4 separate regions of the Homo sapiens genome follow, and all the other regions are linked to region 4. The links are chromatin loops, found by intact Hi-C in ENCODE. Cell type or tissue: GM12878. All regions are shown on one strand. Region 1 overlaps PLCL2 (phospholipase C like 2). Region 2 overlaps PLCL2 (phospholipase C like 2). Region 3 overlaps PLCL2 (phospholipase C like 2). Region 4 overlaps TBC1D5 (TBC1 domain family member 5).

What was found. Peaks named below come from ENCODE experiments on the same cell type or tissue, not always from the same donor. Only the 100,000 strongest peaks of a DNase experiment are listed, where the experiment ranks them.
Region 1: a loop joins it to region 4, with 2.3 times the contacts of the local background. A loop is called at or near these places in 2 of 110 quality-filtered maps.
Region 2: it touches region 4 in a loop (1.9-fold over the local background); 3 of 110 quality-filtered maps call a loop at or near these places.
Region 3: a loop joins it to region 4, with 2.7 times the contacts of the local background. A loop is called at or near these places in 3 of 110 quality-filtered maps.

What each region holds. Positions count from the first base shown.
Region 1 is chr3:17,040,697-17,048,696 of GRCh38, reverse strand. It overlaps PLCL2 (phospholipase C like 2), which reads right to left. Exons shown (of 6, transcript NM_001144382.2): 4 at 5,748-5,823. PLCL2-AS1 (PLCL2 antisense RNA 1) reads left to right here. Exons shown (of 3, transcript NR_046640.1): 2 at 4,509-4,643; 3 at 5,784-5,945. Among named protein-coding and RNA genes, the nearest start is that of PLCL2-AS1, 9.9 kb to the left of the region's middle. In GM12878, no CTCF peak of the experiment used is centred here; DNase peaks (open chromatin) are centred at 1,307 and 3,615; H3K27ac peaks cover 2,910 bases.
Region 2 is chr3:16,893,305-16,901,304 of GRCh38, reverse strand. All of the region lies in intron 1 of PLCL2 (phospholipase C like 2), which reads right to left. Among named protein-coding and RNA genes, the nearest start is that of PLCL2, 12 kb to the right of the region's middle. In GM12878, no CTCF peak of the experiment used is centred here; a DNase peak (open chromatin) is centred at 3,673; H3K4me3 peaks cover 3,212 bases; H3K27ac peaks cover 3,372 bases.
Region 3 is chr3:16,923,608-16,931,607 of GRCh38, reverse strand. All of the region lies in intron 1 of PLCL2 (phospholipase C like 2), which reads right to left. Among named protein-coding and RNA genes, the nearest start is that of MIR3714, 5.6 kb to the left of the region's middle. RefSeq lists enhancers at 2,959-3,118, 3,179-3,428. In GM12878, a CTCF peak has its summit at 3,925 (motif pointing left); a DNase peak (open chromatin) is centred at 2,693; H3K4me3 peaks cover 1,644 bases; H3K27ac peaks cover 4,099 bases.
Region 4 is chr3:17,192,553-17,200,552 of GRCh38, reverse strand. All of the region lies in intron 19 of TBC1D5 (TBC1 domain family member 5), which reads left to right. Among named protein-coding and RNA genes, the nearest start is that of PLCL2-AS1, 140 kb to the right of the region's middle. RefSeq lists a silencer at 3,956-4,005 and an enhancer at 4,186-4,295. In GM12878, CTCF peaks have their summits at 4,556 and 5,351; DNase peaks (open chromatin) are centred at 4,162 and 5,152; H3K4me3 peaks cover 442 bases; H3K27ac peaks cover 1,053 bases.

The sequences.
Region 1 (8,000 bases), 150 kb after region 4:
CAACACTTGAGCTCAGCACAACAGCAACAGGAGGTGGCTATGAAATTATTACAGTAGCAAAGTATGTTTTGGAGTTAATTTTAGCAGTTATGAGTTAATAGTGCATCTTACATTGTTTACATTTTTCTTAACTGTGAAAGACGTCATGTATGGGCTTTAAGTGTGTGCATAAGTTTTGATAAATTTTAACCTTTTATAACAGATTTGTGCATATTTTATGGCAGTAAATGATAAAATAGACTAGTACCTACATATATTTTATGCATTTGTGGCCTTTTTCTTAAATTTTTTGATATTTCCATGCTACATGGTTCATCTGTCTTTTTTCAAATTGTTGCCAACCTCCAAAAAATGTTTCAGTATATTTATTGAAAAAACTCACATATATGTGGACCCATGCTGTTCAAACTTGTGTTGTCCAAGGGTCAACTGTATTTTCAAACAGAACACTTGTTAAGTGCTTTCAGAATGAATCTCGCAGATGATTTTCTTTACTATGTTGGGCAAGATGATGTGCATGAACCAAGTGACAGGTGGTGATGGCTTACTTATCTGATAACCTCAGCTCCTAGGAGCACACTGAGATCTGAGGAGTTTGAAAAAAAAAAAAAAGTCTCTGAGCAATTAAATCCAGGTCATGTAGGTCTGGCCTGACATTCTGCTGGTTTTCCCCATGCAGGAGTGTGTCGGGGCCTCATCCTCTTTTATGTAAGATAAATCGCTTGGTCACAGGGGAGACATCAACTGCTCAGCAGACTGGAAGCAGCAAATGTAAGAGAAAAAAAGAGCAGTATACAAACAGACAGTTGGAAATACAGTACAAAGCAGTAGGAAGTGAGAGTTTAATGAAAGGAGATGGAATTTAACTATTAACACCATGTCCAGATCTGAACAGTCACAGCAGGCAGGCTGCTGTGTGTGCAGGTTAAGGGGCCTCCAAACTTAAAGCCTCCAAGAAATCACTGCATTAAACTGCAGCATCTCAAGATGACCCTGGGTCTTTAAAACAAATGTTCAAATTATTTTTGGCAAATCAAATTTAAGAAAGCAGGGATGGATAAGATCCACTGAAAATTTCCCATTAAATTGATTAAAATGAAGGGTAATTAAAGCTTTTATTATTTGGAAAGTTATTTTCTTTGATCCCACTTTACTCAGTGAAGATGCAACCCTGGCCATGCATGAAAATACGCTGGAGCTTTTAGCAAAGAACCTTCCATTTAAAGAGGTGTGGAGAGGGCTGGGTCATCTTTCATTTAGTTTGATCCTCCCTCCTAACAGTCATTCTGAAAGTGCACAGAACAGATTCTCCTGCTCTCATCCTCCCAGGCATGCAGGCATCACCTCTGCCTGAGGCATGCCCATGAAAGCAGGGAAGCCAGCAGGTGTCCTATGCGGGCTCTTTGCGCCTCTGCAACCTAACACTCTCCCAGGCCTTGTGGGTGTGGGATCACATCTTTGGGAACATCCTCAGTTCCTGTGGCAGCTTTTGCCCCTTGATTCCTTCCTTCTTTTTTCTTCGAATTTAGTTTTTATTTTTGCTAGAATTATGCATGTACGTAAAGAACCAAATAATTGTCCACAATTCTCCCTCCCCAGAAGCAGTCACATTCAATGCCTTTAGCTGATTGTTTCCCTTCCTTAGTATTTATGTTCATATTTCCAAGTAACATGCTTATATTGTTTACTTAGAACTGTTTTTCAAGCATCACCTATTAAATTCCCCATATGGAGAATGAGAATTTTGCTATTTTTAACCTCCCCACTGTCAGGACACAGAGATCTAAGCGTTAATTAATCCAGCTTCTACACAGTTCCTGTCTTTTATAACTAGCTTTAACCCAGTTCCCAGAGGTACCTGGTCACCAGGTTAGATCTGAGCTGGTGGTTGGCCTGTGAGTCAGGCTGTGTCAGGCCCCCCAAGACCAGCTTCAGATTGAGGTTCCTGAGTGGGCAGCTAAGCCAATTATCACTTGTTCAGCTGTTACTCAGTTTCTAGAATTTTGTTGCTCCCGATTTCTTTGTCCTTATGGATTTGTGGCTTAAAGAAAAACCCTCTACTGTCATTTTAATGAGGTTTTAGAGTAGAGATTAAAAGCATTTGTTAATTCACCATCTTTAACAGGATGTCATTGATTTGTTTTTTTCCTCCTCCAGAGAACAATTTATTTTCCATTTAAAATTACCTGATAGAAACACCTAGCTCACTGAGGGAAAGCATTTGGGTTTCCTTCTTGATCGTCTTCCTATCCTTTATTAAGCATACCAATTCAGTGACTAGAAAGGAAATTATAATCCAAAAATGGGCTGCAGTTTTGGCATTTAAAGAGACAAAAACATAGATATTAGAAAGCGGAAAAGACTTTGGCCCTGATATTAGAAAGTGGAAAAGACTTTGGCCCTGAAAGAATTTGACAAATCTTTTCCCAACTTTTATACATTTCTAACAAATGAACTTTTATGATGTTTCTCCCTCTGCAGACTCCTGTTCAGCTCTCCTGCTGGTGTTCCTTACCAATCTCCTACTTGAGAACATGTATGCATGTGTTCGCCTGGGCTTATGAATTATAGAGACCCATTCTTGCATGGCCACATCACTTCTCACTCCCATGGCGGCCCAGACTCACGCATCCCATATCACCCCTGCAGGATCTGATATTTAATCAGTCCCTTTGACTGGCACTGCTGATCTCTGACTCTGAGCAAAGTCCCCATACTCTTGCCCCTGTCTTGAATCCCCGCTTTCACTTCCTCACCCCCAAAGTTGGTGTTCTCCTATGACACTACTTCCCTGTTTACCTCGTCAATGGAAAACACTCCTCTCTTTTTCAGAATTTTTCTAAATGTCACGGCTTTCTGTATTATCTCAGACGAGGAGCCTTTCTCCCTTTCTGAGGTCAAGTGTTTCATGACTGTACTTCATTCCTGACCTCACATCCTTCATCCTGAATCTCTGTCTCATCTATTAATGTCTTCCTCTTCACTGGGTCGTTTATATACTCCTAGCAACATGGTTTTATTATTAAAATTTCTCTTTTACCCCAACTCTCTGTGTCACTGCATTCTCTTCTTAACAGAGAGGACTATGCAGGCAGGCTGCCTCCAACTGCGCATCTCCGAGTTGTTTCCACTGCTCTTTCCATGGTCCCTTTGGGTCCTCCACTGCTGGGATGCATAGGTTCCTAGCCTACCTTGGTTGGAGGTCTTCACTTCTCAGCATTCCTCTCCTGCCACGCTTCCTCTTCCCAGTACTAACATCAGCATAGCATGTTCCTATGTAAAAAATAGATTACACAGCCAAGAGCCTGAACCCTTCTGAACTGGGGACATTTTTTAACATGTGTTTGGGGGTGGATGTCTGACTCTTTATTTCCACTCAGTTATTTAAACAAGGTTTTAACTAATAAAAATATATGTTTGTGCTTTAAAATTCGAAATACATCTAAAATAATCCTCTCTTGCAGCACTTTGGTGACCTATATCTGTTGGCAAGCAGAATAACAATTACTTATCAAAAGTAAGATCTTATGCAACTGTCTTTGAGCCCAAAACAAATTAGCAATTCTTCATATGACTAATGACTATATGTCCTTACCATAATTGTAAACATGAGAAACAAAAGATCAAGGGACTCTAAAATAAGTACTTGGGATAACAGAAGGGCTGTGTAGGCGTTCATCAGTAACTGTGAAACCAAAAGATAATCTTTACACGCTTCTAAAGATCTTTAAACCCAGAGCAACTTGAACCATTACACAGTGGTTATTCTCCCCCCATCCTAATCAAAATCCCTAATAGATAAGATTCTTCAGCTTTTTAAGTACAAGCACATGTATCCCTTACTGAAATCAAACATAAACAGAAAGCCACATTATACTGAAAATTATCAAATCTCATAAACCAGTGAATTGACAATAACTCAAATTGTTGAATAGTTTTTTTTCTGATAAACAGTTTTTTTCAAATTCCACAAAGTCCACAATTTTCATAGCAATACATGCATTGAATGGAATCAAATAATTAAAATAAAATCATATTTAGTTAATATTTGGGCAACTACTCTGTGCAGAATGTTAGAACAGATGTCATGGGTAAGATACAGAGAGCAGCTTGATATATAATCTTAGTGCTTTAGGAGGTTATTATCCTGTTTACAAGATGGAATGCATTAATAAAATACACAATAACTGAAGAAGCCCTACCAACTGAAGCAAATTAAAGGTTTAAAGGGCTGAATAGAATGCTTTAGGTAACATAAATCCTGGAATCTTGAAAGGTCTCCCAGAAGACTGTTGAGATAATTGAAAAAGAAGAAAGTACAGATTGGCAGAGAGGGCAGAGAAAGAAGTCTCAGCAGATGAGTGATGTGTGCAAATCTGATTAAGTAGAAACACAGGGAATGGGGACAGGCAGCCCAAAGCAGAGGGTAGATGGCTCACCATCCCTTCCCTTCCTCCCTCACTCTCCAGAAGCACCTTCCTTATCTATTGCCAACTGCCTCCCATCAGGTCTGCCCATGGACATTCTCTGCACACAGCTATTATGGTCAGTACCTGAAAGCTCAGTCCCTCTCCTGTTCTACACAAACACCAATGTCTCCCCAGTGCCTCACACACCAACTTGAGACTCCTGAGTAACACACGGTAAGTATTCAATATATTTACTGTGTTTACTTCCATATCTCCTGTTCAATAATTTGCAGATTGTGTTAATAATTTGTAGATTGTGTTGTAGATAAAAATTGTGTTTGAATAATTAAATGTAGATTGTAGGGAGAGTTAGCCTGCAAAGGACTAGAAGTAGAAAGACCACTTTGCTAACAATATTTGCTGACAAGATGAGTAAAACAAGATGGGGATTGTGGAGTTTGTTGATTAGTCACTAATATGAATACTCTTTCAATAGATATTAGAAAAAAAATGTCACACATATCCTTATCTTCAATCTATTTTAAACAAGTTCATTTCTGAGATAAGGGATTTTTTTTTTCAGGGTAGGCAATATAGTTTCTTGGTTTTAAAGAACAGCAACGAAAAAAACCTTAGAAAGTCAGGACAATTTTTTTTTTTTATGACTTGAAAATATTCTCCATAATAGAATCTCCCAAATCAACACTCAAAAAATCAGAAAATTAAAAGAACTCCATTTTGTGTATTTTTATTACAATGCAGAATACTGAATTTTTTGGTTTTACCACAGCTAAAATTAATGGGATGATTGTTTATATAAGAAGAATTTTATAGTCTGGTATAACATTTGGATGTTAAATTAATGAATTTATCAGCACGCGAAAATGCCAGTGTACTAAAAAGTGTCAGGAGGTTGTAACTGGAATCCATCTCCTTTACAAGAAGCCATTCTCCCTCTACTCAAGCCTTACCTATCCTACTGTGTACCAGAGTCACGGGTGACCAGCAGGAGCTTTGGCAACACAGTTAACACTGAAGAAGAGATTAGTGCAGAGTTTCTCAATTTTGGCTGTACATTAGAAACACCTGGGAATTTAAAATAGTTATTAATTCCCAGCCCCATACCTCAGACCAATGTTAATGTATTTTGAATGGTCCCCTCAGGTGAGTTTGTTACCCAAGGCTGAGAACCACTGAATTGGTATTTTCTTTAGCCATAGAAAAATAATTTTCTTATTTGATTTTCTTGATATAGCATCCAAAAAATGAAATAGTTTTGGGGCAAAGTATATGATGCTATTAATTTCATTTAAAGAGAGGAAACAAACTTTCACTTACCTGCCTTCTGACAATGTACGATCTTTTCATATACAGCATCTGCATTTTCAATCAACGCCTTGAGGGACTGAATCATCTGCAAAGGGAACATCCAGACATGAGATTACACCTGACAACTAGATCCCCTCCTGCATTCATGCACAAGGCTCTTCTCCTAAAACAGGCTGATGTGATGATATTAAACGCTTTTTTATCTGACTTTCCACTACTCAACTTCAAATGTGCATGTGAAAATGATAACATCACACATCCCCACATAATGGTTAAAACAAGATGTGAATAGTATTACTTTCCAAGTGCAGTGAGGCTAGTACAACACTGCACTTGAACCCTGAGCTAATATACTGAACTGAGTTCATTTCAGCGTGAAAAGCTACAAATATGCGTGCAAATCTGATCTGAGTTTTAAAATTTGGTTATCCATTTTAACAAAATTTTCAACTTCATCTTATAGAAAACTTCAACACCTACACACTTCACTCATTTCAGCCAAAATGTCTTCATCTGAAATTCAGTTTAAAACATACAATGAGAATTAAAAAATAGCATTTATTTATTTGATACCATTCATCACTAATAGTACCTCTAAAACTAGTATTTTTATGTTCCTATTAATGGTTTTTAAAATGTTCAAATTTGAATTCTTGTTCCAAATTGCATGTGCTTGTTTTAAGAGCCCAAGCTTGAAGAAGGGAAAGAATCAGTGAACAGCTGATCCATTATTTTACTCACCAAAAAGCTAGGAAAAGATCCCTCTGAAGTAATCTTGTTGGCTCTAAAATCACTATGAAAAGGAAATGGGATAGCCAGAAACAAGTCTCATGGCTCAAATGGGTACAATTATGATATCTACCTTAGTATAAATTTTACATATTTGTATTTAAATATCCAAATATTTTGCATTATAATATTACTCATCTATTTTACATGACCATCATATTTTAAGTAATAAACACCCAACCATTCCTTTCATTTCTGCCTCATTTTTTTTCTTTTTATTTTTTTAAGAGACACGGTCTGTTCTGTCAGCCAGGCTGGAGTGCAGTGGTGCAATCATAGCTCAGTGCACTCTCCAACTCCTAGGCACAAGTAATCCTCCAGCCTCCATCTCCCAGGTAGCTGGGACTACAGGTGTGTGCCACCATGCTTGGCTAATTTTTAAAATTTTCTGTAGAGATGGGATCTTGCTATGTTGCCCAGGCTGGTCTTACACTCCTAGGCTCAAGTGATCTTCCCACCTCGGCCTCCCAAGTGCTGGCATTACAGGCATAAGCCACCGCACCTGGCCTGCCTTATTTTTCTTTATAGCATTTATCACTAATTGCCATAGTAATTATCTTATAGTAACTAAATATATGCAGGTTGGATTATTTGCATAATTCAAAAACCACCATATTTTTGGTAAGTTACACTTATTTAAAATATAACCAACATGTCTCTTAAAAAGTGTACTAGCTTCTTAAGCTTAGTCAGATAGTATTTATCAACTTGCACAGTTCTAAAAAAATGGTAAACATCAAAAGTTTAAAGGCCAAGGCAGGCATTTATTTACGCCTTCATAATGTATCTTTAATCATCGCTGGGGTCTACTGCAGGCAGCCCCTGTGTGGAAACCAGGGATACCTGACCTACAGGATACAACCCCTGTCCTCAAGAAGTCCACAGCCTATGGCAGAGTTTGCACTTTGGAATTCAGTATTTTCACATTCATTCTTCAAGATCTGAGTCATTCCCATAAATTAAAATATTCTATTTTACAGCTTGACGTATTGAACAGGCAGCAATAAAAATGAATCGTTAAGAACTTTATTATACTGATATAAAGTCGTTTGTACCATTACATAATTTGCATATTGAAAAGGTCCATACCGTCATCAGTAACCTTTTTCAGCTTTGATGTCAAGCCAAATGAGAGATACAAAGAAGCAAGGACTTCTTCAAGCAAGGATGGTGATTGTTACAGCTCAGTATCAAAGAACTGGCCAACTGTGCCCCCATCATTCAAATAGGAGAAGGAAAAAAAAATATGATCAAGGAAATGAACCCAGTCATTAAACAAATGAGGACAGGAGCAAAAGCAGGAGTGGAGGAGAACAAAACAGCAGCATTAAGCAGAGGCTCACACATGCAGATGAGAAACTCATCTTGGGAGTGGTGTAGCGGCAGAAACAGCAAAGATTTACATGGGTTCTAATCCTGGTTCTATTACTCATTAGCTTTGTCATCTAGGACAAGATATTTAACCTCATAACC
Region 2 (8,000 bases), 300 kb after region 4:
TGTGGCCCCCACATTCTGAAGAGTCTTTAATATCTCAGGAGCAGCCCCTTCCATGTAACTCTTGAAAGCAACAGGTGGCTTCCAGAATGGCCAGGGGAGATACTGTTGCTTTATTGGAACAAACAGGTCTGACTTGCCAAATAAATTTAGTGCATAAATATAATTTTTTGAAACTTCAAGGACAAACAGCTGCTCTGCCTTATCAAAATAAGCAGTGGAGCAGTTAATTTTTCTAAGTAACAGTGGGCCAGCAACACACAATCAAGGCGTTAAACTTCAGTTCCTTTCACAGAAGAAAAACAACTCTTTGGTTTCTCAACTAGCAAACAATTCACCACCTCAAACAGTGCCACTCCAAGATTATCTTTTGATGATACTGAGTTTCCATTTTTGAAGTGAGAGAGAAATGAATTGCTACCTTCCCAATTTACACGTATAAAATGTGAGAAGGTACCCAAGTGGCATGGAGAGTAACCAGCAGATCTGAGTCCAAAGCCCAACCTTGCCAAAGTCTAGTGTGACCACGTGTATTTTACATGGGCCTCAACTTTTTCACCTGCAAAATGGAGGCCACTGATGATGTCCACCGAACGGGAGCATTGTGAGAGCCCACTAAGCTGATGTTAAAGGTGGTCTTGCAGGGATGAAAGAGCTATGCAAATATGAGGTGTTATTAGCATACAAACTAACTTTCCCAGACTTTTTTGGTTATGAAGTTTTTTGCATTTTTATAACATCTTGCTTCAGGAGCTTTAAAAACCTTTTAAAACATCAGGATAATAATCCTAATGAAATGAGCAAATCAACATATAGCTTTATTTCAATATACTGTAGAGAGAATACGGTGAGATACAGAGTTTAACTGATTTTCTTAAAAGTCAAAATGCATGCTAGATATAAAGTTTATAGCTTCTTTCTTCTGAATTTGATATGCTCTATGAGGAAAACAAGGATGATTTGTAATTTTATCAGTTAAAATTTTTATTGTCTTTTTAAGTCTAGTGACAATACTAAACACACAGAAATAACTGTTTAAATTAATCTTATTGCCCTGACTTCTTAAATTCTTCTCTGAATTTTTACCTCTGTCAAGAAGAAAAAATGAAGGTTATTTTCTTTAGTAAACAGTCACTGCTACCTCAGTAACAGAATTCTTCAAGACTCTGAGATTAAGATCTCAACAGTCTTATCCAGGTAGCAACTAAAACAATCGTGCCCAACCCACCCAAGTTCAGAGTGCTGAAAACTAATACAAATGATGGACTGGGCCTGCAGTTACATGTTTCCATTTAAAAGGGTAATTAAACCAAAGCCACAGTGAACCAAAATAAAAATAAAAAACTAAAACATGATATTCAAAAAAGCAAAGCAGGGAATGTTGAAAAGAACATTTCAAATAAGAGATGGGAAAAAGTAAACGTGCCCTCTAAAATAGGATAGTTTCTTGTTAGGGTGTTTTGACGGGGGGCGGCGGGGGGGATATTTTAATGGATTTATTAGCAAATTTTCAGGAACAGCACAGATCTTTCTCACATAAATAATCAAATCAACAGCAAAATAGCAAAAACTGAATCATTCAGACCAAGAGCTCTTCCCAAGATCCATACAGGTTTTACTTACCATGTCAGTCATGCGAAAAGTACTTGCCCTGGTCCCGAAAAGACATACAAGAAATCAAGCAGACAAGATTTCACGCACTTTTTACAGAAAAAAGAGGAGAAAACACAGTCTTCTGGACACATTTAACACTTCAACCAAGCAGAGGTGCAGACCCGAATCAGAACTCATGACTCTCAAGTTGCAGCTCTTGGTCTCCACAGGCCAGCTCCCCAACTAGTGTCCAGGTCTCTGGTGTGAACTTCTGCACAGAAATTCAGGGAATTCAGCCTCTGTACCTACTTGATACTCTGTTGTTGCTGTTTTCAAACATGACCCCAATGGGCTGCTCTGTTTAGATACAGCAGAAAAGCCTAAGGCTGGACTAACAGTCCTCTCTATGTAGAAAAGCAGCCCTCTTGTGAAGGTAGATGCTCAACTGTTCCTCTCCCTGCTGAGACGCTCCATCCATATACAGGCTAAGCTGTCTGCTGGTGTTGTTTCCACAGTGGCCACAGCTCCATGACATGCCTTGAGGCCAAGATTCAACTCACCACTAAAGTGAGAATCATGGTGCAAAGGGCATCCCCTCGATAGTGACAGATACACAGCACTCTGCAGCTTACTGTACCTTTCCTTGTTCCTCCATTCTTCTCTCTACCACCTTTTGAAGCACAACCTCCTGACAAACACGCCCCAGCACAGCACTAATGGTTACTGCCAAGTATTACTGCCAAATGGCCTGCCAAGGCGTGGGTCCCCGCAACCCCCTCCCCCTCCACCCTCCAACCCCTGCCACAGCTGGCTGGGGCCTCTGGCCCCAAGCAATCTCCTCATGTTATCTAGACAATTATATCATTTTCCATGTGTGACCTGGTGTGGAAAGGTTTTAAGTGCCATTTTGGAACATAACTAATAGATCCCGTGGTCCCTGTTGTTCCCAGGAATGACGGCCCTGAGAGTTGCCAAACTGTATCTGGGGACAGCTTTATCAAGCCCTGTTATTTTGGTGGTATCTTCTAAGCCATCCTCCACCTTGTCTTACTTTACTGTCTGGCAACCAGTAATGATGAGGACAGGTCAGGGCCACTGCCACAGAGGCCACACATCTCACCAACTTCCCAGTAAGGAGCCCAGTAGAACGCTTGCTATGTGGCTATGTGCCTGTTTCTCTCGCACTATTTCACTCTCTTGCTTCCAGACCCCTCCGGGTAGCATTCATACCCGGCAGCTATTCCTTAGGACAAAAGGGCTATTTAACTATTTTAAAATCTTTTTCAACAATACTTTTTTTCCTAACAATGAAGATGGGTAAGATCTGGCTAATTATGCTGTAGGAAAGGAAACCTCTCTTATTCTTCACTTGGTAAATATTACTGAGTACTGAATGTTCCAAAAAAAAAAGGCTGTAGATTTTCTCTCCCCAAAGAATATTAAAGTTCATTTCTACTACACCTCCCATTTAGAATACGTAAATAAAACTGCCTGTCAAAGGTATATGTGTTAACAATTGTGTCACAATCAAGATAGGGACAGCTTGAGAAAACTTTGCTGCTGCCAAACTGTTGGTGCCTCTCCGGCCTCTAAACAGGGGTCTCCAAGGACTTGGCCTTCCCCTCAGGTCACTACTCTTCCTTGGTGCCTACTCAAGACAAGTGAGGGGCACAAGCTTCTTGGCTAGAAGACTCATCCTTGTCAATGTGGAAGAGAAAAAAAAAATGACCTAAAAAAATAAATGGGAATGACAACCTCTAATAATTTGTGCAGTCCAGTTGAGGAGAAAATGAGTACACACTGCATAACTAAGGTTACAAACAAGTAACGACTGAAATCTTCATGTTACTGCTTTGCAGCCAATAAAATATGTTTTATAGATGCCTCAGGAGTTCAATGTTCATTCCTCTTTACCGCGAAGGTCAGCATGGCAAGAGGAAAATGCTCTAGCATTCAGAAAGTACACATTCACGCAAAGGTCATGACGTGCCAACCCAGATGTCAGCCCACCCTCGGGCGGAGCACTGGAGCATCACCAGATGGTTCACATCCTCCCCGCATAAATCACCCTTACAAACAGACACCTGTCTGGCAAGTGCCGATTTATAATCTTCTGTGAGTAAACAGCGTTTTTACTACACTCATTTAGCAAAGTGAAACATCCAATCACCTCTCTCTAGAAATAGTGCTAGTGCCTCTGCCAAACTAATTCTTTCTAAAGACAATTTTTCCTAGGGAGGCTCCTCCTTCATGCTGCAGAATGCCATGGGTACACCTATATAGTTTCTCTTGTGAGGGATGGACAAGAGCCCAGGGACTCGCCAGGAACTACAGGGACTAGGAGCTGCACAGTAATGATTAATCAAGGGGGATTAAGGCTCCAAATAACCAACCCAGGGCCTTTTTTTTTTTTAATTGACATAATTTTTACCTTTACCTAGATCAAAAAAAGACACATAGGGCAGACTGTCATTTTCACATATAAAATCTATTTCTCCAAATTTTACTAAGGAATTATTCCCCTTCATTGACATTTTATATCCCCTCCAAAAAAGGGCAGCTCGACTCCCTTAAAGAAAAACTCCACCGCGGCAAGTTAAGGTTTAATCCTGCCCCCTACACCCCACCAGCCACATGCTCACCAACTATCATCTGCAGGATTCCGGGAGCTGTTTGTTCTCTCATATCTAACAGAGCTACACAGGGAAGTCGAGAACCCAACATATAAGAAAGGTTTCACAGCTGTTGTTAACCCTGGCTATACTTTAAAATCTCCCAGGGCACTTTAGGAAACCCCCAGAGGTTCTGATTCAATTGCAGCCAGGTGGGGTCTTCACATTAGTATGTTTTAGAATCCAGGTAATTCCAATGTGTCTTAAAATGACCCATCTGAAGATTATTTCCCCTTCGTCCTTTCCTACCCAAAAGAATATTTAGATTAGGCAGAATAAGTGTTCAGTAGAGCTAAAACTCTCTGTTGACCGACCACCTGAGATCCTAGGTATGCTATTACTTAGCAGTGATCAAACAACTCTCCATTTTGTCCGTATATCTGGATAACTGGTTTTGCTCTGTTAACTGCTTTTGAGACCAAAAAGCTCTATCTAGAAAACTGTTATGTGAAGAGCAGGTGCTCCACAAACGAGTGGTTCTCAAAGTTTTATTATGAGCAGCACATTTTCAAATATTAAAACTTTCGAGTGCACCTGAAGCTCAAAACTACACTAAACAAATCATAAAAACTCCAAGCAATCACGACTGCAGTGTAAGATGACTGCAGTGACCAACACACTCTTCACTAATGTGTCAACTTTCCACCCAGGCCCAGCTCCTTTTGTGCTTTCAGTATATTCCAAGGAAGATCCAGTCCTCAGGCTCTTCCAGCAAGCTGCCCCTCTCTCCACCCACCCCCTCTCCAGGCCATCAACTAGTGCAGGGCTTTAGCAGGTCTCACCACGTACAAGTGTCCACAGCAGCAGAAATGTTTCACATGCTGATCCACAGACAGCAAAAAACTGTAAAAGGCACGGCCCTAAATAGTGCAGGAGGAAGTAACCAATTGGTATCTGAGTTTGATTAATGTTCACAATTTAATTGTTTGAATAAACTTAATTTGTTGCAGTATGATAGACTTCCAGAAAAAAAATCCTAAGTGTAAAACCTAATGGATTTTTACAAAGTAAACCCACATTTGGAATCACCAACCAGATGCAGAAACCAAACATCACTGGCACCCAGTAGGACCCTTGCTTCCTCCCTCAATTATTATCCCCAAGTGTAACCACTATTATAACTTCTACCACTCCAAATTAGTTTAGCTGCTTTTGAACTTTATATAATTATAATCAAAAATATGTATTCTTTTGTGGCTGGTTTATTTCCCTTAGCATTATGCTTGGGAGACTCAAGCAGTGCATAGGGCAGTCATCTGCTGTTTCTGTTCTTTCTTCCTTTTCCTCATAGGATTCCACTGTATGATACGCTATTTTATAAGATAGGCATTTGAGTTGTTGCTTTCAATTTGGGACTGTTAGAATTAATGCTGCTTTAAGGACTCTTGGAAATGTCTTTCAATATACATATGGAGTAACTCCTGTTAGGTATATACCTAGCCAGAAAGACAGTGTGGTAAGTATATAAGGACTTTATGTGTATGTAACAAAATAGACTCCAAAAACAGACCCATACATAAATGGCCACTTGATCTAGGATCGAAGACCAATGCAGTGCAGTGGGAAAGAGATTCTATTTTCAAATAAATGGTGCTGAATTAATTGGATATTTATATGGAAAGAAAATCTTTAACCCTACCTCACACCACACACACAAAATGAAATCCAGATCTAAACATGAAAAATAGAACAATAAGACTCCAGTGGTTAAATAAATGACTATCTTCATAGAATTAGGCTAAGTAAACATTTCTGAAACAGGACTCAAAAATAATAACCATAAAGAAAAATACTGATACACTGAACTTCTCTAAAATTAAGAATTTTCATTAAAATATACCCTTTAAGACAGTGAAAAAGCAAGTCACATACTAGAAGACATTTTCAACATATATCTATATCGATATAGATACATGTTTCAACATATATCTATATCGATATAGATACATGTTTCAACATATATCTATATCTATATAGATACGTGTTTCAACATATCTATATATGTTGAAAATGTCTTTTGTGATATATCACAAAACATATATATCATCTGAATAATTACATTGGCATTTAATATAAGCTATTAGCACGGATTGATAGAAATAAAAATCTAAGCGATATCCTTTATTTTCTTCAATAATAAACATTAAACCATATAAACAACTTGAATATATATATATATCACAAAAGACATATTCAGAAAATGTAAATTAAGTCCTACATACCATTTTTTTNAAAATAAAAACAACCTGACTTTTTAAATGGGCAAAAGACTTGAACAAGCATTTTCACAAAAGAGAATATCCAAATGGCCAAGAAACATATGAAAAGATGTTCAACATCATTAGCCATGAGAGAAATTCAGCCAAAAAGCCACAGTGAAGTACCATTACATAACCGTCACAATAGTTACAATCAAAAAGCAAAAAGACAAAGAAACACTGATAATACCAAATGTGTGCATTTAGAGCACCTAGCATTCATATAACCTGGTAGGTGTGTAAATTGGCTGGACCAGTTAGGAAAATCACCTAATAGTATCTACTAAAGCTGAATGTACACATGTCTGTCCTATGATATAGTAATTCTACTGCTAATATTATTTTTAATGTATAGAAAATTATTTCTGGAAATATACATAAACCAGGGAAAGCTTTGGAAGAGCATACAGATCTCTTTCAACAAATCATCAAATACTCCACAGATGAAGACATTCTCAAAACCAGTATTTCAATAGGAATTTTATTAGCTTCAATATGAAAACATCTGAATAATTATATTGGCATTTAATATATTAGCATGGATTGATAGAAATAAAAATCTAAGCAATATCCTTTATTCAATAATAAACATTAAATCATATAAATAACTTGAAAAAATACATTTACTATGACTACAGAATATCAGAGTTTAGAATAAAAAATAAAAGGTAGCAGGAAACCATATGGAGAGAGTCATATGGCTTGTAATTCTGATGGTAGCTGCAAATGAGGTCACTTAACCCTCTGTGACCACACTAATTGGTCAAAAGCAACAGAGGCTTCATCAGCAATGCTCATAGGGAACAGCCTATCCCTTCCTGGGCATTTTCAATTTAAAGAGCATACACCTGCTACCCATCAGTCCATCAGTCTCTGAGAGAGAGACACAGGATTTGTGTCAACCTAGCACTACATTATTTGGTTTGCTCTTAATCTTTACGATTTATAAACAGTCTTCAGGGTATATGCATACACAAGTATAGCATGTGTACACATGCAGCTATCTATAGCAAAAAACAAATTCACAAAAAATAGCTATTTTTTTAATCTAGAAGACCACATCTTGTTCTATTAATACTCACATACTGCAGTATTACATAACAAATTTTTCCAATTCTGTTATGCTAATATGCAAATAAATGAATTCAACCATAGCTAGGAGCTAAATGTACTAATCAGTATGGCCTTGTGTATCTCTAACTACAAAAGAATTTTACATGATCTCTTTCCGCTGTGAAAATCTCATGAATCTCCATGATTAATCACTTTTAAACCCAGCTGCTTGGTTTCTGGGATGTTAATATCTGCAATATCCAAATCAGTACATTTAGCACACTCCAAAAATATACTGAATATTGACTACACAGTAATGTGTTGTATTATTGTATTCTAAAATTCTATAATTAGTTGACAATTCCGAAACAATAATAGAAGAAGCCCACCTAAAAAAACAAACCATTACTAGTTGTTACCTGCTTTA
Region 3 (8,000 bases), 270 kb after region 4:
TATAAATAATATTTGTGAGGTTTTCTTTTCTATCCCTTAAAGGCAACAGTTGTTAGTTAAACTTCATTTAGACAGAACATTGACAATGCAACCAGGTTATTCTGTCTGCTGATAAAGAAAGTCTCTATTTAAATTGTTTTTATAGGAACAGAACATTTACGTGCTTTTTTTCTAAGGGAGAGGAGAGAATGAAATGGGAAGAGAAAAAGACTAAAATGAGATCAAATACAAATAAGCATTTAATTGTTCCTCTTCTATTTCATACATCTTTTTCTAATTCAAGTCACTTAAATATAGTCAATAGCTTTTGTGCTTACATATGTGCCAGACACGGATCTAAGTACAATCTGGGTTCCTACTCTCAAAGATCTCAGAATGTAGCAGAAGAGCCAGACCTTCAAATAAAATTTTACCACAAAGTTTCATGAGCATTAGAGTTAAAAAAAAAAATAAATGGCAATCCAGAGGAAGAAGTGAATGCATCTTCCTGGGAAGGAGGTTCAGAGAGGAATGGCTTGCCAAGGATGTAGTATTTGGGCTGAGGAATGGGAACTGGCCAGCAGGAAGCATTATCTTCCAAGCAGAAGGCATTGGAGTTACAGATATGGATCCTACCCTACTACCTGCCTTTACAGAGGAAAAAATAGAAGACTGACATGCCTAGAATATCATCTTGGAAAATGGAGTAGTCAAATGTACACGGGAGTTAGCAAAACGGGAGATAAAGATGGTGCCAAGATTTCTTGCTTGTGTCATAAAGAATGTCATTAATGGACATAGGAACTCATGCAGGAGCAGCAGACTTAAGGAGAAAATCATGAATAACATTTGGGACATGCTGGAGTTCAGGTGCTTGTAGGAGAGCTCCACAAAGCATAAGAAAATAAGCGACTTGAGATTAGGAGGGATGATGGGGTTCACAGAACTGAGGAGTCATCCCTTAGGGAGTTTACAGAAGTATCACTTGTTTACTACTCTAGGTTCAATTTCTTAGAGACGAACAGAGGCTGAAGAAGGCTGTATCACAAGAAACAACTCTGATTTGTGGTAAAACCCTAGGAGTTTAAGAAAACAGTACACTACAACTCTTTCATTTATAGCAGTTCTGATCAAAACAGAGATATAATCAGCAAAGGTCCTATTCATACATTGGTTGGACTATAGATCTACAGATAGAATAAATAACAATTAGGAGACTTTCAAACACAGCTGTTCCCAATACTGGTTCTTCCCTGCAGTATTTGAGGGAGGGCCATTGTTTTCTCTCAGCCACAAGTATTTATGAACTTGGAACGCTCCCTCAAATTTGGGTGTTCTTTCATCTACTCGTGAAATCTCGCCTGTCTTTAAAATGAGGGAAACAAAAATATGAACCCATGAGGTTGCTTTCTCAAGTTAAATGGAGAAATAATAAAAAACATACTCTAACCCACATTAAATGTTTTATACTAAGAGAAAAGGGAATAAACTAGGAATCTTTACTGCAGAAGAGCACTGTTCTAGGTTCTGAGACAGAAGCCATGCCAGGCGAATTCTGGCTGCACAATACCACTCTAACTTGAAAGTCACAGGAGTCTTGTGTGTCCTTGGGCAACTCACCTCCCACGATACTTCTCCATGTCTAAAAGAGAGGCCTCTGTCTTCCCAAGACTCTCTGAGAGCCTGTGAGAAGTAACATGCAGGCCTTACTTGGAGGGTCTTGGGAGAAGTCTATAAACAAAGCCCAAAGACCTCAGGGCTACCAATTAGCACAGTATCAAAATGCATGCCAGCTATTCACTAGTTCCTTTGAATGTATGCATGCAGCACCTTCTTCATACTCAAATAGTTCCTATGTCAGGATACAGAGAGAATTCTCCTTTCTTCAAGTTTCAGAAGGACTCAACTTCCCCAGGCCTCCAAGATTTGGAGATGGTGAGAAATCCTCCTGCCCAGTACAGGAGACTGGGAAAGAGGAAAGTTTGCTATTCCTGGTCAGAAAAACAGCACATCAACGGTCAGCAGAAAAGGAGGAGATGCTGGAAGTTCTATCTGTGCACAGAGAAATCAGGAAGAGAGCCAATGGCTGCTGTTCAATAAAGTTAGATTTGGGAGGCTTTCTCTAAAAGTTAAGAATGATTGCAAAGTGAGTTGAGTATGCATTCCAAGCCAACTCCCAGAGTGTCTGATAACTTCACCAGGAAGCTCTGATTCCTGCCCGCCTTCCCAGAAGTCTTTTTGGGAAACCTCTTTTCTTGCCTTTCAGGATTTAAAAATATGTTGTCATTATGGAGAGAAGGTCAAAATGGTCCACTAAACTCTCATTTTCAGGAACCTACAAATCTTAACTCTGGTAGCCTCTATAGGCTCTGAGACAAGTCCTAGTGCAGAGCAGTTTCTTTCCTCCTCCCTGTAGCCCATTCCCTCCTCCCCTCTCTCCCACGATCCTTGGTTTCCTAGTTGTCTCTCACTCCTGTGCTTAGTATCATCATCATCATTTCTGCGCAGGTATCCTCACCGCTCAGAATTACTCTTCTCTATGCTGCGGCTGTGGTGTACGTTCAAAGCCAGCACTCAAATTCCAAGTCTCTTGTGCAGCAATCACCACCACCCCCCTGCCCAATCCCATTCACAACTAACCTTGAGAAAATTCTAAACTCACAGCCTCTACGTTTCACTTCCCACTCACTCTCAAACCATCTGTCCCTCCGCTGAAATGGATTTTTGCCAAGGTCACCCACAACCTCCAAGAAGCAAATTCATGAATGTTTCTGAGTCCTCATGTCATTTGATAATAATAAGGATAGCATCACCGAATATTTACTAAGCATTTCTTATATGCCAAGCATGGTACTCCATACTTCTCATACTTTAGCTAGGCTTCACAACAAGTAGATGAAGTAGGCTTTACAATTATACTGCTTTTATAAATTGAGCCTTTGCAAAGTAATACAACAGGTGACAAATATCACACAACCTGCAAGCTAGGCAGTTAGGATTCAAACTCTAGCTCAGCTCCAGAGCCCAGGCCCTCAACCCTGCAGGTTGCAGCTTCCTCTCTGCAGCATCAGACTGCACCCTTTGCCTGGCTCTGTACTTTCTCCTATGTCCTTCTTGGTCTCTATCTGGGGCTGCTCTTCCTCGGTGCACCCTTAAACATGGATTTCCCCAAGGTTCTACCCTAAGCTTCTCATCCCTGGAGGACTCTCATACAGTCCCTTGCCTCAATTATTATACACAGAAATGCAAAATCGGCCTCTGTAGGCATTCTACTGCCTGGTCTCCCAAACTGGTCTACCTCCACAGATGTCTCAGCTAAAACATGTACAACATGGACTCAGCTCATCTACTCAATGTGAATGAAGTGCCCATTCTGAGATGCTCTCTCAGCCTCTTGGAGGGCCTCCCTCCTAGCACTAACCACATTGTGTTGTAGTTACTGGGTCCATCTGCCTATCCTGTGTATCACCATTGCCTCCCCAGTGCCTAACATAGGAGCTAGCATGCAGTACATGCTCACACAGCAATTATGAAATTAGGTAATGCAGAGCCTTTGGCTGGTCATGTAACCTCCCTAGACCTCAATTTCCTCACCTGGAAAATGAGAGTTGGAGCACAGGAATGGGAGTATGTTCCATCCTGCAAGCTGCCTTTGAAAAACGGGCTGCTGTCAAATAAGCTGAAACATGCTGCATGTTCGCCTCTTGGCAATTCACTTTAGATATCACATTGAAAGCTCTGACAATTTTTTGCTGTTGTCTAAATAAGGGTTTCCCAAACTTATTTGACAACAGAATATTTTCCTGGAGTATCCCAGCCCCTCCAACATGAGTGGTGCTCCATGGAGTGTACACTTTGGCAAACCCCAGATCAGTGGTTCTCATTGTGTGTGGTGGGGGCGGGGGAAACAGGCAGGTAGGGGGAACCCTGCACTACTGACATCTAGTGGGTAGAGCCTACATCCTACAATGCACAGAACAGCCCCCACAACAAATAATTATCAATGCAAAATTGTCAATGGTGCCCAGGCTGAGAAACCCTGTGCTAGACCAACCTTTACAACCAAAGTCCCTTCCAGCTCTTAAACTTCTGATGCCACCAAGCCATAAAAACTTGTTCATGCCCCAGATACAGATAATGGGACATCTCATTTAGAACAAAGACTAAGCAATGATGCATTCCTTTTAAACTAACAAAAAAGGTTTGATCAGAATGTTTGCTAACCATTCTTGCCTATTGTCATATTTGTCTTCTATTGTTTATTTCATTTTTTTTTGTATTTTATTATCAATCTTTTATTTACAACACATTTGTAGCATAATATTATGGAGCAATCACTGGAAAAATATTCACTTTGGTCACTATTAAAAAATTAAAGAGAAATGTGACAGTTTACACCATATTGTGCATCAGGTGTTTTGCAAACATTCTGTGAAGGGTTTACCCAGTTCTTCCGTAAAGAATAACTTAAAGGTAGTGCTAAAAGGGATGACGATTTTGTTTAACATTTCACTTTAGCTATAAAAAAAATTAGTCTGTGTTCAAATTACATTTGCTTCAGGGAAGAAAGAAAAGAAAAATAAATTGCTTTAAATTAAATACATATCAAGGACAAAATGAATAACTAGCAAATAAATATTTTTAATTGATTTTTTTCAGCCACCCACTTCCCGTTCTTCCTTAGCCTTAAAAAAAAATGTGGCCGGGCGCGGTGGCTTACATCTGTAATCCTAGCACTTTGGGAGGCCAAGGCAGGTGGATCACAAGGTCAGGAGACCGAGACCATCCTGGCTAACACAGTGAAACCGTCTCTACTAAAAATACAAAAAATTAGCCAACCATGGTGGCGGGTGCCTGTAGTCTCAGCTACTCGGGAGGCTGAAGCAGGAGAATGGCGTGAATCCAGGAGGCAGAGCCTGCAGTGAGCCAAGATTGCACCACTGCACTCCAGCGTGGGAGACAGAGGGAGACTCTGTCTCAAAAAAAAAAAAGGTTTTGATTATAAATGATTTTGTTTGCTAGATGAAAAATCTGATCACTATATTAAAATAGGCTTTGTCTCTAAGTAGTTTCAGAGAGTATTTTAAGACATTATTTATCTTTCAAAAAATTACATTTAAATAATGACATAACAGTAATAATAATAACAATAGTTAACATTTATTTAGCACTTAGGAAATGCCAGGCAACTGTTTTGCATACATGACCTCATTCTAATACAGGAACATCTAGAGGTAGATACTGTTAATCCCACTTTACAGAGGAGGAAAATGAAGTTTTTCTTCAAGAAAAGGCATTATTCCTCAAAGTGACACTGCTAGGAAGTAGTAAAGCCAGCCCTTGCATCTGTCTGATTCTGGAGCATTTGATTATGAATAATGGGCTTTTTTTGTTTGTTTGAGAGCAACTTAAAGCTGATTAAATAGAAATGTCAATTATCATGAAGAATCAGCAAAAGACTTAATTCTGATGGGCATGGCAGTAATACTCAGAAGCTCTGGTGAGGCTGATCAAAAAAAATAATAATTTTAACTGTTTTCATGCAGACATTCTCCTTGCAAATTGTCAGCATTTGAAACATTTCATTTATAGAAGTATAAGTCAATATGGCCCACTCCTTTTCTTTGTGAACTTGAACTTGTCACCTAAAAGCAAATTGGGCTGCTTTAGAAAACAATCTCACAGTTTTTCAAAAAACTAAATATAGAGTTACCATAGAACCCATCAATTCCACTTCTAGATATATACCCAAAGAGAAATTAAAATATACATCCACACAAAAACTTGTATACTAATGATCATAGCAGCATAGTCCATAATAGCCAAAAGGTAGAAATAACTCACATGTTCTTTAACTGATGAATGGATAAACTGTGGCATATCCATACAATGGAATATTTTTCAGACATAAAAAGGAATGAAGTATTGATACATGCTGCAACATGGATGAACCTTTAAAATATTATGCTAAGTGAAAGAAGCCAGTTGGAAAAGGCCATATATTGTATGATTCCATTTATATAAAATGTTTAGGGAAGGCAAATTCAGAGAGACAGTAATTTAGTGGTTGCCAGGGACTGGGAGTAACTGTGATTGGGCAAGGTATGAAAAGAGACATGAAAGTGTTCTGCAATTAGATAGTGGTAATGGTTGCATAACTATAAATACAATAAAACTAATGGATTGTATGCCCTTAAAAAATAGATTGTATGGTATGAGAATTGCATCTCAAAAAATTAAAAACATTAGATAGCAGCAATAAAGAAAATGAGCAATAGAGCTCATGTTTATAACTTGAACTGGCTAAGATAAATATATGTGCAAACAGAATTTTGGAATTCTAAGTGTACATGCTGGTTAACCATACTGGCCTAAATCATTTTACATTAAAAAAAAAAAAAACCCTGGCCGGGCGCGGTGGCTCACGCCTGTAATCCCAGCACTTTGGGAGGCTGAGGTGGGCGGATCACGAGGTCAGGAGATTGAGACCATCCTGGCTAACATGGTGAAACCCTGTCTCTACTAAAAATACAAAAAATTAGCGGGGCATGATGGCAGGCACCTGTAGTCCCAGCTACACGGGAGGCTGAGGCAGGAGAATGGTGTGAACCCGTGAGGCAGAGGTTGCAGTGAGCCGAGATTGTGCCACTGCACTCCAGCCTGGGTGACAGAGCGAGACTCCATCTCAAAAAAAAAACAAACAAACTTGTATTCTGTAGATTTAAATTCCATACACATGGAATCAAGCTGAATAAAATCTAAAATCCTGACCTAGAGGTATACTCTAATACCTAGTAAAAATCATTGCTTTAAGACTATCGTGGTTATTTGCAATCACTGACTTATACTGAACAATGCTGGTAAACTACCCTCCATGGTGCTGCTGGAAACAGGGCAGTGGCCCTTATAGAGTGAAAGGAGAAATCTATCACTCTGCATTTTCTCTGCCAATGACCTTTAACTGGTATAGTCCAACAGAGAGTGACTGTAGGATATAGAAAAGGTTAACTTGCTAGGGCCGAGTGCATGCTCAGGAAAGACCTGAGATACCCCTAAACTCTCACCTCTGGCTGACCTCCAGGGTCTGTGCAAATAGGAAGTGAAGGCTAAGACAGAGTTGTAAACTGCTGGTTCAGTATTAAAATATGTTTCGACATATACACAGAAGCCAAGTACAAAGACTAGAGTTGTTTCTGGTATTTTGTCCCAGGTGTTTGAGGAAATTTCTGTCAATCACTAACTGACTGCTAAGCTAATGGAACAGAAGCTTCAATGGACATATATGATAAAGAATATAGACTTTATAAAATTAGTATAGAAATGTCACTAACCAAATCAAAAACAACAACTACAATAAGCAGCAACAAACCCTGGGGAGTGGGGGAAATCTCATTTCCAGAGTTGCCACATTATAATATTAAAAATTACAGTTTTCAACAAAACTACATGGTATGCAAAGGGATGAAGTATTGCCCATACACAGGAAAAAAGGCAACTAGTAAAAACTGCCTGAGGAAACCCACACATTGGATGTACTAATCAAAGATTTTTAATCAACCATGTTAAATACACTCAAAGAGCTAAAGGGAATCGTGCACAAAGAACTAAAGGAAATCATGAGAATGATGTCTTACCAAACAGAGAAGATCAACAAATAGATCAAAATGACTTTTTAAAGGGAGCCAAACAGAAATTCTGGAGTTGAGAAGTATAATAACTTAAAAGAAAATTTCACTAGAAGGGCTCAACAGCAGAAGGAATCAGCAAACTTGAAGATAGGTCACTTGAGATTACCCAATCTGAGGAGCAGAAAGAAAAAGAAATGAAGGAAAATGAGTAGTCTAAGAAACTGGTAGGACACCATTAATTATGCCAATATATGCATAATAGGAGTTCCACAATGAAAGGAGAGGAAGGCACAGAAAGAATATTTGAAGAAATAATGGCTGAAAACTCCCCAAATCTGATGACAAATGAAAAATAATGTTTAATTAAGGGTGGTACTAACAGAAGTGGTTATG
Region 4 (8,000 bases):
GGCATGGTTTCAGGATCAAACAGGTTCCCTGTTCCACCTCAGATCATCAGACATTAGATTCTCATAAGGAGCACACAACCTAGATCCCTTGCATGTGCAGTTCACAATAGGCTTCACACTCCTATGAGAATCTAATGCTGCTGCTGATCTGACAGGAGGTGGGACTCAGGTGGTAATGCTTGCTTGCCTGCTGCTCACCTCCTACTGTGCAGCATGGTTCCTAACAGGCCGCGAACAACTACTGGTCTGTAGCCCGGGGTTTGGGGACCCCTGAACTATAGTACAGTGTTTATGTACAGTTCTATCTATGGCCTTATCATTTCCAGTCAATATGTTGCTTTCCAAAGTTACTTTGGTCAGTAGACAGGAACTTTAACAGCAAAATATAGTGTTTATAATAAGCCAAGAACAAATTGGCCTTATGTTAAATCCTAAAAAGTTATAGGCTATATTTGAAAAGAGAGAAAAGAATAAGAAAATTATTTCTACTTGAAAAACAATTGTGAAAAGGGAAGCTCCCTCCTTTCCCCTCTCTAGCTCATCAGTTGTTCATAGACCCAAGACTAGACTCAGACTTCTGGCTTTCATGGTCACATTTCTCTACTTTTCTCACCTTTAATGTTCTTACTGTTCTGCTTTAACATTTGATATCTTTCTTATTTTTGCCTCTGTGAGGAACTCTGAAAGATGGCCTGATCTCATTAAATAAACCAAATTCAACCATACCTTGTCCGTGCTACAAAAAGGGCCTTTCAGATCAACATCAAGGATTACCTCCAGGTAATCGCTCTGGCCTCTTGATCATCATCACCTTTTTATTCCTGGTGGCTATCCCAAAGGTGGGACAGTTTGCAACATTTTACCTGAGTCCTTCCATAGGTCCCTTCAGTACATATATATACTACCACATGGTCCAAAATTTGAAGGAGGCCTCAATACAATGTCCCAATCAACTTAAAACAGTGAGAAGTGCTGCCAAATTGCTTAACTTTGGGATGTTCTCAGTTGGATTCTAAGCAACCATTTGGGTTTGAAGCATATTTGTACACTCTACATGCAACTGTTATTCATGTATCATGATGTGAAAATATTCCATAAAATATCAAGAATAATGTTTTTGAAAATAAGAATGAAATCAGCATGATACCAATATGTGATGATGGTAACATTTATGGAAATCTTAAATTCATCTCTAGACAACTGTCAAACTATAATATCATTTTAGCTGGACAGTGATGAAAACATGAATATCTGTTTATTGCACAGGATAAATGAGGTATTGATTGTTTTCTTAATGTCTATAATCAGTCATACATCCTCAGTCCTCTGTTATGACCAGACTTCTTTTTTGACACCCTTGATTTCGGATTTAGATTTGAAGGTTGGGCTGAGACATGAGCTTTTTCTCAAATAAATGAGCAGTCCTAATTTTTTTGCCAGAAATTGTGATTTAAATTTCCAAGATGGACTAACTATAAAACGTTTAAATGCGGAACCTTGCGTTTCACTCTAGAGACTGTCTTTATTTAGTATGCTTTCAGCTACATGTAGCGGAAAATGCAATTCACACTGATTCCGGTAACAAGGAAAGTTATTTAGCTCAAGTTCCAAGGACTTCCCATTCCCGACCATACGTTAGAATGGCCTGGGAGAATGTTTTAATCAATACTGGTCACAGAAGAACTGAGTCAGAATCTTTCCAGTGGAGCATGGGCATTGGTAATTATTAAAAACTTTCTGGAGTATTCAAATATGTAGTCAAGGTTTAGAACCACTAATTTAGAAGCTCACCTGTGTCTTCAAGGATGCAGTTTCTTGCCATCTCTCTGCCCTGACCTGCCCTGCCCTTCCCAGAACGAACTCTTCCCCAGGTTGAAAGCAAGACAGTTGTAATAGTTCTAGACACCATATCCATTCACCAACATCGAGAGGAGAATGACCATGTCTTCTAGGGCATTTTTTAAAGGTAGGTTTGCCAGATAAAACACAAAATGCCCAGTTACATTTGAATTTCAGATAAATAATGAGTAAATTTTTTAGTATAAGTATCTTATATTACATGGGACATATTTATACTAAAAACTTTATTTGATGTTTATATGAAATTCAAATTTAATCCTATGTTCTATGTTTTTATTTCTAAATATGGCAACCCTATCTTAAAGGCGTTTTCAACAGCTACTCACCAAGACTTCCTTTATGTCTTATTGGCCAAAATTCCTAGATTACCCTTAAATCCATCAGGCCCAGCCACTGCCCACAACTGTAGATTGGGTTGGAGGGGGCTCATGGCTGCAGGGCCCTCTTGGGAAGGAGACACAGGGAACACCAGCCCTAGCCCCTATAAAGAACAATAGTACAGGTAACACTTCTGTTTCATAAACACTGAGTGATACCATGATGTCTAGACTAAAACTTTTCTGCAATTACCTTTCTGGAAAAAAATATAAATTTGATTTTCATGAATGTATTTATCTTCATTGAACAGTCGTCTTCAGAACTGTTCTTTTTTTCTTGAGACAGGGACTCATGCTGTCACCCAGGCTGGAGTGCAGTGGCACAATCTCGGCTCCCTGCAACCTCCACCTCCTGGGCTCAAGCAATCCAACCCCTTCTGCCTCCCAAGTAGCTGGGACTACAGGCGCGAGCCACCATGTCCAGCTAATTTTTGTATTTTTTGTAGACATGGGGTTTCACCATGTTGCCCAGGCTGGTCTTGAACTCCTGAGCTCAAGTGACCTGCCTGCCTCAACCACCCAAAATGCTGGAATTACAGTCATGAGCTACTGCACCCCATCCAGCGGAATTGTCAGTTCTGAGGTGACAAATGTTCCCCAAAATCACTATGCTATGCAAAGACATGCATTAAAAACCACAGGGAGTCTAGGCACAGTAACTCATGCCTGTAATCCCAGTGCTTTGAGAGGCTGAGGTGGGAGGATTGCTTGAGGCCAGGAGTTCAAGACCAGCTGGGACAACATAGCAAGACCCCATTTCTACCAAAAAAAATTAGCTGGGCTTGGTGGCACACACCTGTAATTCTAGCTATTTGGGAGGTTGAGGTGAAAAGATCGCTTAAACCTAGGAGTTCAGGGCTGCGATGAGCCATGATCACACCACTGTACTCCAGCCTGGGTAACAGCGAGACTTTGTCTCTAAAATAGTAATAAAAATAATAAGATAAAAACCCCAGGGCTTGTGGGGAAAATTGGATCGAGGTACAACACTAAAAAAAAAGGTCATCAGTGCCACATGAAACAAAGTAGGAACCTAATAAAAGTGGTAGAGTGGTTTTACACGTTAAGTGATTAAGAAATAAATAGTGCAATAAATATGATACTTTACCTTGAAAAATACCTGAAGCTCAGTTGCGGAAGTGGACATTGGAAGGGTTGCAGCTTGTGAGTCACTGTGAAGTGGTGGAGGAGAGTTATCTGGATGGAATCTGATGGATTTGGTTATGGAAGTAGCCCATAACACACACGGAATGGAGGTAGCTGGCAGATATCTGTGTTGCATGCATGTAGGCATTTTGTGTATTCCTGCATTCCTACGTGTAGCTGCGTTCATCTATGTGGAGTTTTCTGCATTCACCCATTATTTCTTGAGGATGATGTTGTGTGTAAGCAAATGTGAACTTCGGGTTATGCTCAATTATTCCCTAATACATTGATCTCATTGAAACAAGTTCACATTTTCAAAACAAGCATTATAACGGAACTGACTCTATACAGTTCATGACATGCAGCTTCTGGATTTGGCGAGTTGGAGGAATGAGAATATAGAAAGGTTACACTCTACATAATTTTCTTGTTCTCAAGTAACAAACCCATGTTAATTAGAAATTTTAGAGTTAATCCATTTTATTAATGGTCAACATATACCCAAAGTATTTCACGACACCAACGTGTGCATCGTGTATGTCTGACTCATATGCTTTGACTCCTCATCAGAATTCTGCAGGAGCCCTTCTCCCTAGGATAAATCCCTCAATTTTAAGGTATGCCCTGTAGGGCCCTTTACAGTCTCACCCTGTTCAGCCTTATCATTAGTCCTCCCTCTTACTCCTCCCCAGCCCCTCAGGAATGCATAGCTGTTTCACTTCCCTTAAACCAAGCATGCTTTCTCATACTTCTGTGTTGTTTCCCTTCACTGTCTCTTCTGACCAGAGTGATTGATGTAGCCACAAAATAGAGTCCCTTCCAGTCTCAGCCCAAGCACCTTGTGTCCCATGGAGCCTTCTCTGCTAGGAGCTTTCAGCACTTGTAATAAGTAGCTGGGGCCCTAGTTAAGCTGCAGATTTCAGAGCCCCTCCCCAAACCTAAAGCAGCAGCATCTTGAGATGGAGGGTGTCCTACGTAATCTGCAAATGTTTCCCGTTTTGAATGTCAGAGAACTACTTGTGTTTACTTATAAGGCTCTTGCAGGCGCTTGTCACTGTATCTTCTGTGCCAGATATTGTGTCTGGCACTCAGTAAACGTTTAGGAATAAATGAATGCTGTTGAGGGTTTTGTGTGTTGTGCAAGTATTGAGATGTCTTAGGCTTTGCTCTGGCGTCCTCTAGAGCCTGAAAAGTTGCTTCATTTCTCAGCAGCATTTACCAACCACTTATTTAAAAAGCTAATAGGAATTGTTGGTATTTAGTGAGAGATGGGGTATAACTTAAGGGATGAACTAACAAAAGTATGATAGGCATATGAATAAACCAGGCAATTTAGAGAATTATTTCCTTCTCACCTTTTTTTCTTTCCAGAAGTCTCAGAAGTGGTAATGTTTATGTTAAAAAAAAAAAAAAAAGAAAGAAATATCAAGGCTGTTCCAAAACTTACTTGCTTTTACCAGTTGTTACTTAAAGTAGTTCTTAAACTGTACTTGATCCTCAGCTTGGATTTGCTGCAGGGTACGGTTTTTTGTCTGTCTCTATTGGGACATTATAGAGGTCAGTTAGCCCAGAGAATAAGTTGTGCAAGTGTGTACATTTCATCTTCACACGGATCAATTAGCTTTGTCATAAGAAAAACAGTCTTGGCTCAGGCCCTTCTATCTGGGCCAGCCATTGTGCAGATGCCTACCCTTGGTGCCAGGAACAGCAAGGGAGAGCACGCAGATGGTTTTGCCCAGCCAGCATTGCTATGAGAAACTCAGCTGGAGGCCCTGGTGCTGGCTGGCTGGTTTCATCAGTTGGTCTTATCACGTGTAAGTGGGGAGGGGGAAAACCCTTGTTAAGTAGAGTAACATCTGTGTTTATTGTCCTGGTGGAGGAGAGAACTACATGGGTTTCCAAATGATTGGTCAGGTTGCCTAATTATAAAAACACAACACAGAAATGACAGCATAAAAGCCCAAAAGATGGGAGCATTTCTCCACAAATGCCATTTAATTAGACTCCCATACATAAGCACTTCTAGGAGACACCTTTTATACCTTTTGAATTTTTACAGGGCTAAGAAGACATACCATATGCATATAATTATTTTAAACTGCAGTTATAGGACTTTTGCAAATAATGAGGTTTGTAACTCTGCAAGTGAGGTTTTATTCTTCCTCTGGTTACACCTATGTGAAGTTGGTCCTAATTAAAGGTTTTATTTCAATTTCCAGTATATTTATTCCAGATTGTAAGCTTATTTACTTTACTTTAGATATTTGTAGCACATGATCCTGTTTTCTGGCACCGTTCTTGTCTTTTCTGTTTACTTTATTATTTTTTGTAGGCAACTTCTAGGAAAGCAAAATTAGATTAAAATGGCTCACAATGTTAAAATGGCAGTAGGTATAAAAGCATGTTTCTAAAGGCTAAAAGTTCTTAATAAATATTACTTATGATTTTTTCAGAAATCATATATTCAGAAAGATATCTTCTGAAAATCAGGGATGAATTTAAATACCATGAATTATGGAAGTATTTTTGCCATTTCCTTTTCATTGCATTTTATGTTTGAAAAGCATCTTTTATTCTCTGATACTTAATACACAGCCTTTGTCAAAAGTTACAGAAGAGAGCATGCATAATCCAATAAAATTAATTCATATTTCACTTGTTTTTAATGAGAAATTGTATAAATGTTTGTGTTTACAATAGAATAAACTGATATCTAATGGTCTAAGAATTAGCTCTAAATAGAATAATAGAGCTACTCAGTACAAAACTAACTCAGGGAGATTGGAAGGCTCTCCTGGAAGCTTGTCACCCTGCTTCTCTCCCCGCTGCATCCTACTCCATGTTGAGAAGAGGTCTTTCGGACTGTCACCAAATACGCTTCTAACCATGCAGCCATCTGTTAAAATTGCCTTAGATCAGATAGATAGTAAAGTACTTCACAGCCTTCCTAGAATGACGGGAAGAGATATTCAGAAGTAAATATTAATAGAAGGTTAGCGTGAGATGAGTTATTTAAATCCTTGCCATCCAAATTGTGGTCCATGGACCAGCTGCATCCCATCCCCTGGGAGATTGTTAGAAATGCAGAATCTTAGGCCCCAACCCAGACCTACTAAATCAGACTCTGCATTTTAACAAGATCCCCAGCTGATTTTTATTCATATTAAAGATCGAAAAAATTGATATTAATAACATTAATTGAATACCAAATAAGGAATGAGATTTTCTACATATAAAGCAAGCTTCAAATATATCCTAGTGTGAGCATGTTCTCCTTGTAAATGGTGGCTAAGTGCTAATAGTTATAGAACACCTTCTGTAAGTGTGTCCTCTGTTCTAAGCATTTTACATGTATTAGCTATTTTAATCCTCAAGCAACGCTATAAGGTCACTGCTAGAATTGCTTCCTATTTTACAAATTAGAAAACTGAGGGAAATAGAGTCTGTGGTTAGCGCTATCTACAAAAGAAGTTATTAGTCATAACTGGGCAATGAAGAATTTCTGCCTTATCAGGTAGACCCGAAGAATAAAAAGGGGTAAGAAATGAAGATCTTTTTTAGTCCCTCAATAAAACTTATAAGCAACAGCTGAATATAAAGGGAAATTTCTTTCCCTTAATTTTGTGAACCTTACATGCACTATTTTTAAAATATTTGTAATCCATACCCCATATGTCGCACCCACGGCAAGCATGTGATCTGAATTAATTATTTTAACCTGCCAACACCTGACTTCAAAAAGAGATTTGAAACTCTTCGCATGTAAACCAATGAAGAGAATGTGAAGTTGATATGTAATTTGTCAATTCTAGGGATATGCTATAAGTCAAGTAGCAATTTGGTAGAGAAAATTTTTGCAGGGAAAAATAAAGGTTTCTCCCTATACTTGACCTTGTGGTCTTGCCCTGCAGCCCCTGTTGGGCTCCTGAAGAGAAGGGGTTTGAATGATCACTATCTATTAGAGCCAGCTGAAGCAGCACAATCAGCGAGGAGCTCTGGGCTGGAGAAAGCCTGACTCATGCCTCACCGGGCCACCCCAATTTTATCACAGGCAATTTTTAACTTTATAAATTATAAGGAGTCAGTATTGTTTAATGTAGAGGTTTTATCCAAGTTTCTGGGGGAAACTAAAGGAGTGAAAAGTGATACAAAATCCTGTGGAGTTTAGGTTTTAGTGACTTTGCTGTAGCCTTCAATAGTCAGGAAGGAGCACTGCTAGTACAGGAGGATGTGGGGTAGAAGGAAAAGGGCTCAGTGATTGTTATGAAAACCCATCCTGTCGGGACAAATCCAGTGTTCCCTGGTAGTGAGGACGTCAGCGGTGGGACACCGCAGTGCTTCAGTGGCTGAAAAACAAGGAAGCCTACCAGTGGGATTTCTGCTACTTGCCCAGCTACCTGGCCATACAAAAGCTGCTTTATTTGTAAACAAGAAGGGGTTGAAATAAATGATCTCTAAAGACATTTCCAGTTCTGAAATGATATAATTGGATAGCATAAATGTGACATCTTGAGCTTTGAATTTCAGTTCAAAATTTCTAAAGGCCATTTCCATTTACATTTAACTTGTTTGTTTACATCCTGTCCAAAAATGGGAACTGCTATTTACTGGGGGATT